Regions from separate parts of the Mus musculus genome. Here region 2 is linked to region 1. Evidence: chromatin loops called from intact Hi-C (ENCODE). Cell type or tissue: left cerebral cortex. All regions are shown on one strand.

Evidence for each region. Peaks named below come from ENCODE experiments on the same cell type or tissue, not always from the same donor. Only the 100,000 strongest peaks of a DNase experiment are listed, where the experiment ranks them.
Region 2: a loop joins it to region 1, with 2.6 times the contacts of the local background. A loop is called at or near these places in 11 of 42 quality-filtered maps.

What each region holds. Positions count from the first base shown.
Region 1 is chr11:78,213,884-78,218,883 of GRCm38, forward strand. Supt6 (SPT6, histone chaperone and transcription elongation factor) reads right to left here. Exons shown (of 37, transcript NM_009297.2): 27 at 3,958-4,100; 28 at 2,322-2,462. Among named protein-coding and RNA genes, the nearest start is that of Proca1, 22 kb to the left of the region's middle. In left cerebral cortex, a CTCF peak has its summit at 2,629 (motif pointing left); a DNase peak (open chromatin) is centred at 2,073; H3K27ac peaks cover 474 bases.
Region 2 is chr11:78,265,213-78,270,212 of GRCm38, forward strand. It overlaps 2610507B11Rik (RIKEN cDNA 2610507B11 gene), which reads left to right. Exons shown (of 39, transcript NM_001002004.2): 6 at 1-27; 7 at 361-550; 8 at 1,139-1,262; 9 at 1,383-1,507; 10 at 1,724-1,791; 11 at 1,885-2,030; 12 at 2,887-3,005; 13 at 3,114-3,277; 14 at 3,427-3,685; 15 at 4,276-4,481. Among named protein-coding and RNA genes, the nearest start is that of 2610507B11Rik, 6.0 kb to the left of the region's middle. In left cerebral cortex, no CTCF peak of the experiment used is centred here; no DNase peak of the experiment used is centred here.

The DNA.
Region 1 (5,000 bases):
GGTGGAGGCGGAGGCAAGTGGATCTCTGTGAGTTCGAGGCCAGCCTGGTCTACAGAGCAAGTTTGAGGACCGCAGGGCTACACAGAGAAACCGTGTCTCAAAAACAAACAAACAAACCAACCAACCAACCACCAACCAACCTCTTTTGAGCCCCAAGTCCACAGCTCATCCAGATTCACAAAGGGTGTGGTAATCAAATGAAAATGGCCCCACAGGCCCACGGATTCACATGCTTAGTCCTATGCTGGACTGTTTGAAAGGGCTGGGAAGTGTGCACTTGTTGGAGGATGTGTGTTACTGAGGTTAGGCACTGAGGCTTCAAAAGTCTAGGTCAGGCTCAATGTCTTCCTCTGCCTATTGCCTATGAACCAGGATGTAAAATTCTCAGCTACTGCTTTAGAGCCATACCTATCTGCTTTCCACCATGATGATCATGGACTAACCTAAAATCTAGGTAAGCCTCCAATTAAGTGCTTTCTATTATAAGTTCCTTTGGCCATGATGCCTTTCCAAAAACCCCAAATTCAGTTCCCAGCACCGCATAAAACCAGGTATGGTGTATGTGTGTTTATTTTAGCACTTGGGAGGTGGAGGCAGGTAGACAGGAGTTCAAGGTCATTCTCAGCACTGTACTGAGTTTGCGGCCAGGCTGATCTTACCCCTGAAAACAGAGTATTTTATTCCCATGAATTTGGTACTTATAACCAGAGATCTGAAACACCCCCCCACCCCCACAGGGTTTCTCTATATAGCCCTGGCTGTCCTGGAGTTCACTTTGTAGACCAGGCTGGCCTCGAACTCAGAAATCCGCCTGCCTCTGCCTCCTGAGTGCTGGGATTAAAGGAGTGCACCACCACTGCCCGGCTTTTTAATATTATTTATGTATGTGAGTACCCTGTCACTCTCTTCAAACACACCAGAAGAGAGCATCAGATCCCATTACAGATGGTTGTGAGCCACCATGTGGTTGCTGGGAAATGAACTCAGGACCTCTGGAATAGCAGTCAGTGCTCTTAACTGTGGAGCCATTTCTCCAGCCCCTGAATTTTTTTTTTAAAGATTTATTTATTTATGCACATTATGCATAAGAATGCTTTGTCTGAGTATATATCAGCATACCAGAAGAAGGCATAGAATTTCATGGAACAACAATTATAGACAGTTGTAAGCTGCCATGTGAGTGCTGGGAATTGAACTCAAGACCTTTGGAAGAATAGCCAATGTTCTTTTTTTTTTTTTAATTATTATTTATTTTCATATACAAAAAGATAAACCTTGAGATACTTCTAGACTTTTCCTCCTATTCTGATGGGGCTGTGGCTGCTCCTTCACACAGGGGGAAAAACTACATTCAATAGCCAATGTTCTTAACCACAGAGGCATCTCTTCAGTGCCTGGAGATCTGAATTTGATCCTTGGACCCTACATTAAAAGCCAGACAAGTATCATCAAAACTAAGGTAGAACTGGATCTAGTAGTGCATGCTTTTAATCCCAGCATGTAGGAGGCAGAGGCCGGTAGATCTCTATATAGTCTACACAGCAAGTTATGGCTGAGGCTACAGAATAGTAGTGCTCCTTCCTCACCGCCAAGAAAATCCAAGAGAATCAATTCGGGTATAAAGTTACTCTCTGACACCTAAGTACATTCACTGAGTGTCTAGCTAGAGCTAGAACTCTGGCAAAGTTACTGTCAAGTCTCTCTCTCTCACACACACATACATACACACACACATACATACATACACACACACACACACACGGCTTGGGGGTAGAACATGGACACACACTCACTGAGTGTCTGTCACTGAGCCTGGCACATGGCAGCCTCAGGAGGAGACGACAGGACAGAAGGGAGTTAGGAGATTTACTGCCAACTTCTCACTCGGAGGGAGGTTCCTTCTGTGTGGCCCTGCACCGCTGTGAAGCTCAGAGGTAGTCTATCTATGGACAGAGCTGTGCCACATAGCCTTTGAAATCTCCTGAGCAACACTGCCCAACACAGAGAACAGGCAGAGCTTTCTTGTTTGTGATGTTGGGTCTCACTTCCTGCCATGTGCTGAGAGCACAGCTCCCCACACAGGAAGGAACCCTCTTTCAAAGGGCTGGCAACCAGCAGAAACTGCTTTACAACAGTAGACAAAAGCCACTACTCATTCAGATGCTCTCCCCAGCTTCTTCCAGTTATTATAAATCCTTTCTACTCTCCCCACCAGCAGTCACTGGGAACAGAGCCTAACTTCTGGTGGGGGCAGCTCAAAGCTAGGGAGCCCAACAGGGCAACCGGAGAGCGCACGACTCCTGAGCCCGGTCACCATGTACCTTCACTCGCTCCTCTGGCCTCTTCACCACCTTGTCACTGAGGAATTTGGTAGGGATGAAGCCGGTGACGCCATTGTCTAGCCGTGTTTTCACACCAATGGCCTGACCAGGGCATGATCCACTGTCAAAATGGTTCCAGACCTGAAGAATAGAGAAAAGGACTATTAAAAATTCGGAAGCTCCGGCTGGTGAGATGGCTCAGCAAGTAAGAGCACTGACTGCTCTTCCAAAGGTCCCGAGTTTAAATCCCAGCAACCACATAGTGGCTCACAGCCATCTGTAATGAGATCTGGTGCCCTCTTCTGGTGTGCTTGAAGACAGTGTATTTACATATAACAAATAAGAAAAAAAAATTCAGGAGCTTGTTTGTACAGAAGAGAGCAGCTGGGGGGTGGGGGGCTGGAGAGATGGCTCAGTGGTTAAGGGTATTTATTGCCTTTACAGAGGGTCCGGATCCAATCACCAGAATGCAGTTACATAGCAGTTACAACCAACCCTAACTCCAGTTACAAGAAGTCTGACTTCTGAGGGCATCAAGTACACACATTACATAGTACACAGACAAAATAGTCAAACCTAAAGTAAAGTAAATAGATCAGAGAGAGAGAGAGAGAGAGAAGAGAGAGAGAGAGAGATGGAGGAAGGAGGCAGGCCAGGAAAGGATGCACACAGTAGGAGAGAACCCACAAGGTATCCTCTAACCTCCACACACATAAAATAAGTAAGAAAATTAAAAACCCCAAAAGAAAAGTGTATCCAATCAGCTACCCACCAAGGTAGAGTGTGAATATCCAGAGTACCTGATTTGCTGCTTGGCACTACAGGCCATTAGATGAAGCTTTCACAGGTAACTGACCTGCTTTCTAACCCCACTGTGATCCCTTTTGCTCTGTTCTACTTTAGTGAGAGTAACAAGTATCTATGCAGGAATTTGCTACAATGGACCTAATAAGTGAAAAACCAGAAAATGCTGGGTGGCTTTAGAAAAGAACATGATAATTGGGTGAGATGGTGCAGCCTTTAATCTCACTCAGCACTAAGGAGGCAGAGGAAGACAGATCTCTTAAAAGTTCAAGGCTATGGGGGACCTTTGGAATAGCATTGAAAATGTAAACGAGGAAAATACCTAATTAAAAAAAAAAAAAAAAAAAAAAGAATAAAAAAAAAAAAAAGTTCAAGGCTAGCCTGGTCTACATAAGTGAGTTCTAGGCCAGCCAAGGCTACATAATAAGACCTTGTCTCCAGGATAAAAAAAGAAGGCAGGCAGGCACATAATGCCTAGAAGAACAGATGGAAAATTAGAGTGGGAATAATATAAAAATCGTAAAGCTGACATGTACTTTCAAGCCAGTGTAAGTAAGGCTACTGCGCTCCCTGCGGTGAGCATGCGTTGAGCGGTGAGCATGATTCTCATGGCCTAACTTGCTGTAGTGACAGGAGGAAAGTGGGACAAGAGTTAAAGGTTACAGTGACTGCAGCAGAATAGATGGGGACACCCAGGAAAGGACTTCATGGTAAGAGTCCCCCTGTGCCTTTGTGCACTTGTTTGGTGAGAACATGACCTGAACACGACCATTTATCTCTCCTCAGCAAACTTTAGTCAAGGAAGCTTACGGCAGTAACACGCAGCACATACCTCGCTTAGCTCAGGGAAGTTGTCTTGTTGACAGAAGGGGCACTGCCACAGCCCTGTCTCATCATTTCGGATGGCCTGGTCATAGCTCTCACCCTGTGGGCGCCTGTGAGCAATGCCGGTAACATTGCAGATGATAAGCTTTCCTGTAGGAAAGAAAGCTGGTTAGCAGGATGGAGAGGCAGATCTATCTACAGAGATCTGACTCCTACCCACCCACTCCCTTTGCTGACACAACATCCATCTTCTGGCATCTCTGTTGATTTCTTTCTCATCCTGGAGGACAGAGACCTCCCTGGACTCAATACCAGGGAATGATGCCTAGAAGACGACTCCATGATGTCTAAAGCAAGCTACAAGTACAACTTTACTTCTATTCTGGCAGTGTTGGGTACTGAACTCAGGGCTCTGCAATCACTAGGAAGGGCTCCAGCAGTGAGCTACCAAGTCCTCCTTTTACTCTGTACTGTGAGACCCACTCTCACCAAGGCTGTACTTAAAATTTATAATCTTCCTGTGTCACCCTCCCAAGATGGTAACGTATCAACTGATGCCTGCATCAACAAGTGTAACTTGATCTCAATTTTGACTTCCAGTCTAGGCCCTACATTCTTTCCCAAGAGCTGAACTGGTCAATTTTGTTCACTTGACACAAACTAGAGACGCCTGAGAAGAGGAAACCTCAAATGTGGAATTAACTCAATCAGATTGGTATGTGGACACTTCTTAGGGGGCTTTTTTTTTTCTTTTTGACTGCTAACTGATGTCAGAGGGCTTAGCCTATTGTGGGCAGTACCACCCCGGACAAGTAGTCCTGGAATGTGGAAGAAAGGCAGAGGAACAGGAGCCAGAGAGCAAGCCAGTAAGCAGGTTCCTCCAGGTGCCTATTACAGCAGTGCACGCCTCGAGCTCCTTTCCTGGCCTCCCTCCATGATGGACTCCTGCCTGTAAGATGTAATAAGCCCTTTCCTCCTCAAAAGTCGCTTTTGGTCAGTGTTTTATCACAGCAGCAGGAAAGCAAACTAGGACAAAAGATCTCTTGGTCT
Region 2 (5,000 bases), 51 kb after region 1:
AGCAAAGTCCTGAAGAGTGGTCAGCTGGTGAGTACGTCAGGGTGATTGTGGGGCTTCATAGCCTCTTGAGCATGGGTATGAAGGAGCTTAGGGTCCTTGTGTTGTTAGATTCTGTGCCTTTAAAGGTTTTTCCCAAGGCAATGCTCAACCAGTATTCCTAACCATTGTAGCTTTGTTTGTTTTGTGGGAGACGATTTTGTCATGTGTAGCTATGGCTGGCCTGATATGTAGCCCAGTCTGGCTTTGAACTCATGGTGGGCCTCCTGCTTTAGTCTTGAGAACTAGGATTATAGGTGTGAAATACCACACTGGTTCCAGACCATTCCAATTTGATCTAAAACTTTAAACCTCCCTTCACAGGAGGATACATGTCTGGTAGAGCTCTCACTGGCCCTGGACCTGCGCCTACAGGTCAGCGTCAGCAGTTGGCATCTGACGGCTGTCACTGTGGATGTGTGGACACTCCATGCTGAGCTGCATGAAGGTCTCTTCCATAGTCAGCTACTGTGTCATGCCCCAGGCCGGATTTCCAAATCAGTTTCTTGTTCAGGTAAAGCCTCGGTCATTGAGTTTCTTGGCTGCTGTAGTCTTGGGGATTATTTTGGAAGTAGAAAAACCAGTGACTTGGCCCCTTGTTGAGGTGTGAGTCATTAGACACAATGGCCTTTGATTAGGTAGAGGGAGAGGAAATAGGTATTTCCGTGTTCTGAGTCAAAGAACTTAAACCTAATGGTTACTGTGAGTTAGCACTGCATGTTTTATGTATGTTTTTACTATCTTTTTTTTTTCAAATAAAGAAACAGGCCTAGAACATTTTAGTTAGCTGACTTGGCTGATGTCTTATAGTTAGTGAAAGTAAGTGTAAATTATTTGACAGTTAAGTCCATATCTTCTCCATTATACCTAACTATTCACTTTACTGTTTATGCTTTTAGCGTTTTAGAGTCTGGGAACGGAAGTATATCAGATACCTGGGTCTGTGATGTTTTGGGCCTTGTACCCACTTAGGCATTTGCTTAGCTTATCTTTTTACCTTCCTATATGTGAGGATTTGACTGAAGAGGGGCAGGGCTGGGAGAATTTGAGAATGTTAAGGAGTAATCAGGTTCTCATGTATATTATTCATTCCTATTTCCAGATTTGACTGAGAACTTTGCTGAACCAACTCTGCCTGGCCTATACCTCCTCCAGCGGCTGCCAGACCAAGTCAAGGTGAAGATGGAGAACACAAGTGTGGTGTTGTCTATGAACAGTCAAAAACGGTAAGGACCCGCGCAGACTGAGGGTGATCCCATGGCTAGTCTTAGTACTCCCTGAGCCTGTGTGTGGAGAGCAGGGAGAGGCATGCCAGCTGGTTCTGATGTGGACTCTCTCTGGTCCAGGCACTTGACTTGGACACTGAAGCTGCTGCATTTCCTGTACCACCGTGATGAGGACCAACTGCCGCTTCGAAGCTTCACAGCAAACTATGATATGGCACAGATGAGCACTGAACTCCTATTGGAAGGTTCATGGAAGGGGTTACTGGTACTAAGAGATGGGAGGACCAGGCGTTCTGTGTTAGTGCCCTACTGGGTTTAATATCACTGTGGGTGGAAGGAGAGAAGATGAGATATCCCTGACTCAAAGTGTTGATGGCAGTGTTCTCATCTTTTGCCCGCACTTGCCCTTTTCCTAGTTATACTTTGTGGCTTCCCCTCATCTGTTCTTTGGCTTCTTACAGATGGGTTGTTGCTGTCCCAGAGTCGCCAACGAATTGTCTGCCTCAACTCCCTCAAGGCTAATGTGCAGGTAGCTGCCAAGAACCTATGTCTGCTCTCTTCATGTTGCTGCATGGGCCAGTTCTGGGAATAAAACCCATACTTGGGGTCTTCTCATTCCCAGGTGACCACCATCGACCTCTCAGCTTCTCTAGTTCTGAACACCTGTATCATTCATTACCGACACCAGGAGTTCTCTCACTGGCTCCTTATGCTAGCACTGGAGACCCAAGGAGCCAGTTCACCTGATCTTAAACAAAGAAAGAAAAGGTGAGTCTTAAGTTACCTCTCACCAGGTATACTCTTTTTAGCCTTAAAGTGACGCCTTGTGTTAACTATAGATTTAATTGTCTGAGTTCTGTACATCTTCATTTCAGAAGCAAACCTGTTGTAGATATATCTTTCCTGTTACAGGGATGATATCCTTTGTTGGTATGAAGATACCTTTTTTTTTCTTTTTTTTTTTTTTTTCTGTTTCTTTGAGGAGGATGTCATTTTTATGTTTTCATCCTCGGTACCTAGCACAGTGCCTTACTTACATAAGAGAAGTGGACTGGGGTGAGAAACAGCATCTCACCTGCCCTGGGCTGTGAGCTGGGCTGTGAGCTGGGCTGTGAGCTGTATAGAGTGTGTGTGTGTGTTGCTCTGCACACAGAAAGTGATTTGTAAGGGATGCTTCTTGTGACTAGGATGAACCATGTGATGCTGCCCTATTCATTATATTTGGCTGTCAATGTGTACATTTTGTAATTTTGTCTTTTTTTTTTTTTTCCAGACATAAAAATTCTCTGTGTTTCTCTGTGTAGCCCTGGCTGTCCTAGAACTCACTCTGTAGACCAGGCTGGCCTGAAACTCAGAAATTGGCCTGCCTCTGCCTCCTGAGTGCTGGGATTAAAGGCATGTGCCACCACTGCCGGACAATTTTGGTTTTTTTTTTTTAAACTTTGTCTTCATATCTTTCTGCTGTTCCTTCAGAATACCATTGGGAGGAACAGCAATCTGAAGGACTTCACTTTTTACTTTGTAGCTGTGGCCAGGCCCAAAACTAAACTGTCAGCAGTTTTGAGAACTCTGTTCCTTGACAGGAAGTGGCTATTATAATGATGTCAGTCTTATCCCTGTGTAGAACCTTCCCTCAGATCCTGGCTCCCATTATCTTCAGCACCTCAGTCTCCAATGTCAGCATTTCCATTCAGCTTGGAGATACACCACCGTTTGCTTTGGGGTTCAATTCCATCTCCCTGGGTAAGGCTCAGGGATGGGAAGGGAATGAGGATTTGCCCTTTGGTTATAGCTATGCCTGTTTCATGGCCACGGTGCCTTAATTGACTACCTCCTTACCATGTATTTCAGACTACCAGCACCTCCGGCCACAAAGTATCCATCAGCGAGCAGTGCTAACTGTAGATCATCTCTGCTGGCGTGTGGGCAGTGACTCCCACATTCAGCGGGCACCACATCCACCTAATATGCATGTTTGGGGCGAAGCACTTGTTCTGGATTCCTTCACACTACAGGTAGGTGGGTGCTGTGTGGTGAGTCAGGGCCCACGGAGTGCCCTGTCCTGACACGCATCTGAGGCTGGAGTGTGCCCTTGGTGTGGGGGCTGCATCAGGGTCTCCTAACTGCATCGGCATGGTTTCAGTGGGTTTCCTTTCTTTTCTAGGGAAGTTATAACCAGCCCCTGGGCTTGTCCAGCACCCAGTCCAATACTCTTTTTCTTGACTGTACTATTCGAGGACTTCAGGTAGAAATATCAGACATCTGTGCCCAGTGTCTGTCTCGAGTCCTCTCCTTGGTGATTCCACAATCTGAAAGGTCAGCTGTCTCTAGGAAGTCGTCACTTGGGGAGTCTGTGACCTTACTGTGGAAGGTCGACTTGAAGGTGGAAGACATGAACCTGTTCACTCTTTCCGCACTGGTTGGTAAGTGGAACAAGAAGTCTGCTGAAATTCTTCTTTTCATTAAGGAAGCTTATTATCTGGGTAGCCTCCTTGTTAGAGGGACAAAACGTTAGAAAGGCTTGGATGACAAACTTTGTTCTACTTCTTAGTGTCTATTGAAGAAGGAAGTATTTAAAAAAGACACAATGGGAAAAACTTAACCTTGGCGTGATCAGAGGATGAGGCCTGTGTGGTGTGTCTTTTGATTTTTTTTTCTCAAGACAGTGTTTCTTTGTGTAGCTCTGGCTGTTCTAGAACTGAAGTAGACCAGGCTGGCCTCAAACTCAGATTCTCCTGACTCTGCCTCCCCATGCTGGAATTAAAGGCATGCAACCAGCTTTTTATTTTCTTGTGTATAGTTCTGGAGAGTAAATGATGTATGGATAATTCTAGACACTGAGAAAGTTCATTGACTTTGCCAGGTCTAGTTAGGTAAGAGAAGAGAAAGTTTTCCTAACATACTAGGAATCACTTAGGAGAAGTGTTGGCACTAAAGACAGTAAAGGGATAAGAAAGGACAAAGGACAGGTTGTCACTTCAGAACTTAGAATGTCTTGGTTTCTTGATGCCAGGTGCTTCAGAGCTACGACTGGACACACTGACTGTCTTGGGTAGTGCTGAGACCTCCACTGTGGGGATTCAAGGACTTGTGCTTGCATTAGTAAAATCAGTCACAGAGAAGATGCAGCCCTGTTGCAAGGCTCCTGACATCCCCACGCCAGTGCTGGGTCTCTCCATGCTCTCCCTCACCTATCACAGCAGCATCCGCTCTCTAGAGGTAATGCTTTAGGGCTATGGGCCAGATTGGATCACTTAAAGCATTTTTTTTTTTTTGACTAATGTTGTGAAACATAGAGGAAAAGGACAGCTGGTGTCCATCTTTCCTTACTTCTTAGATTTTAAACATTTTACTGTGTTTTTAAAAATACATGCAAAATAGAGACCATTTAAATTTTCATATTTCCAGCTTCAATAAATTCCCATTTGTAACTATCTTATTGCAGCTGTACCCATTTTAGCTTTCCCTACCCCAAGCTCTGGGGTCATTTTAAAGGTGATAACAGATAAATCATTTTAATTATAAGTATTTCCATGTCTGTGTAATATATACATATAACACACACATATATACATATATGACATATATATATATATATATATACACATATATATATATATACACACACACACATACACACACACGTGTGTGTGTGTGTGTGTGTGTGTGTGAAAATAAGAGGGCATTTTAAAAATTGGGGGTGGGAGTTGACTCAGCAGTTAAGGGTACTTGCTGTGA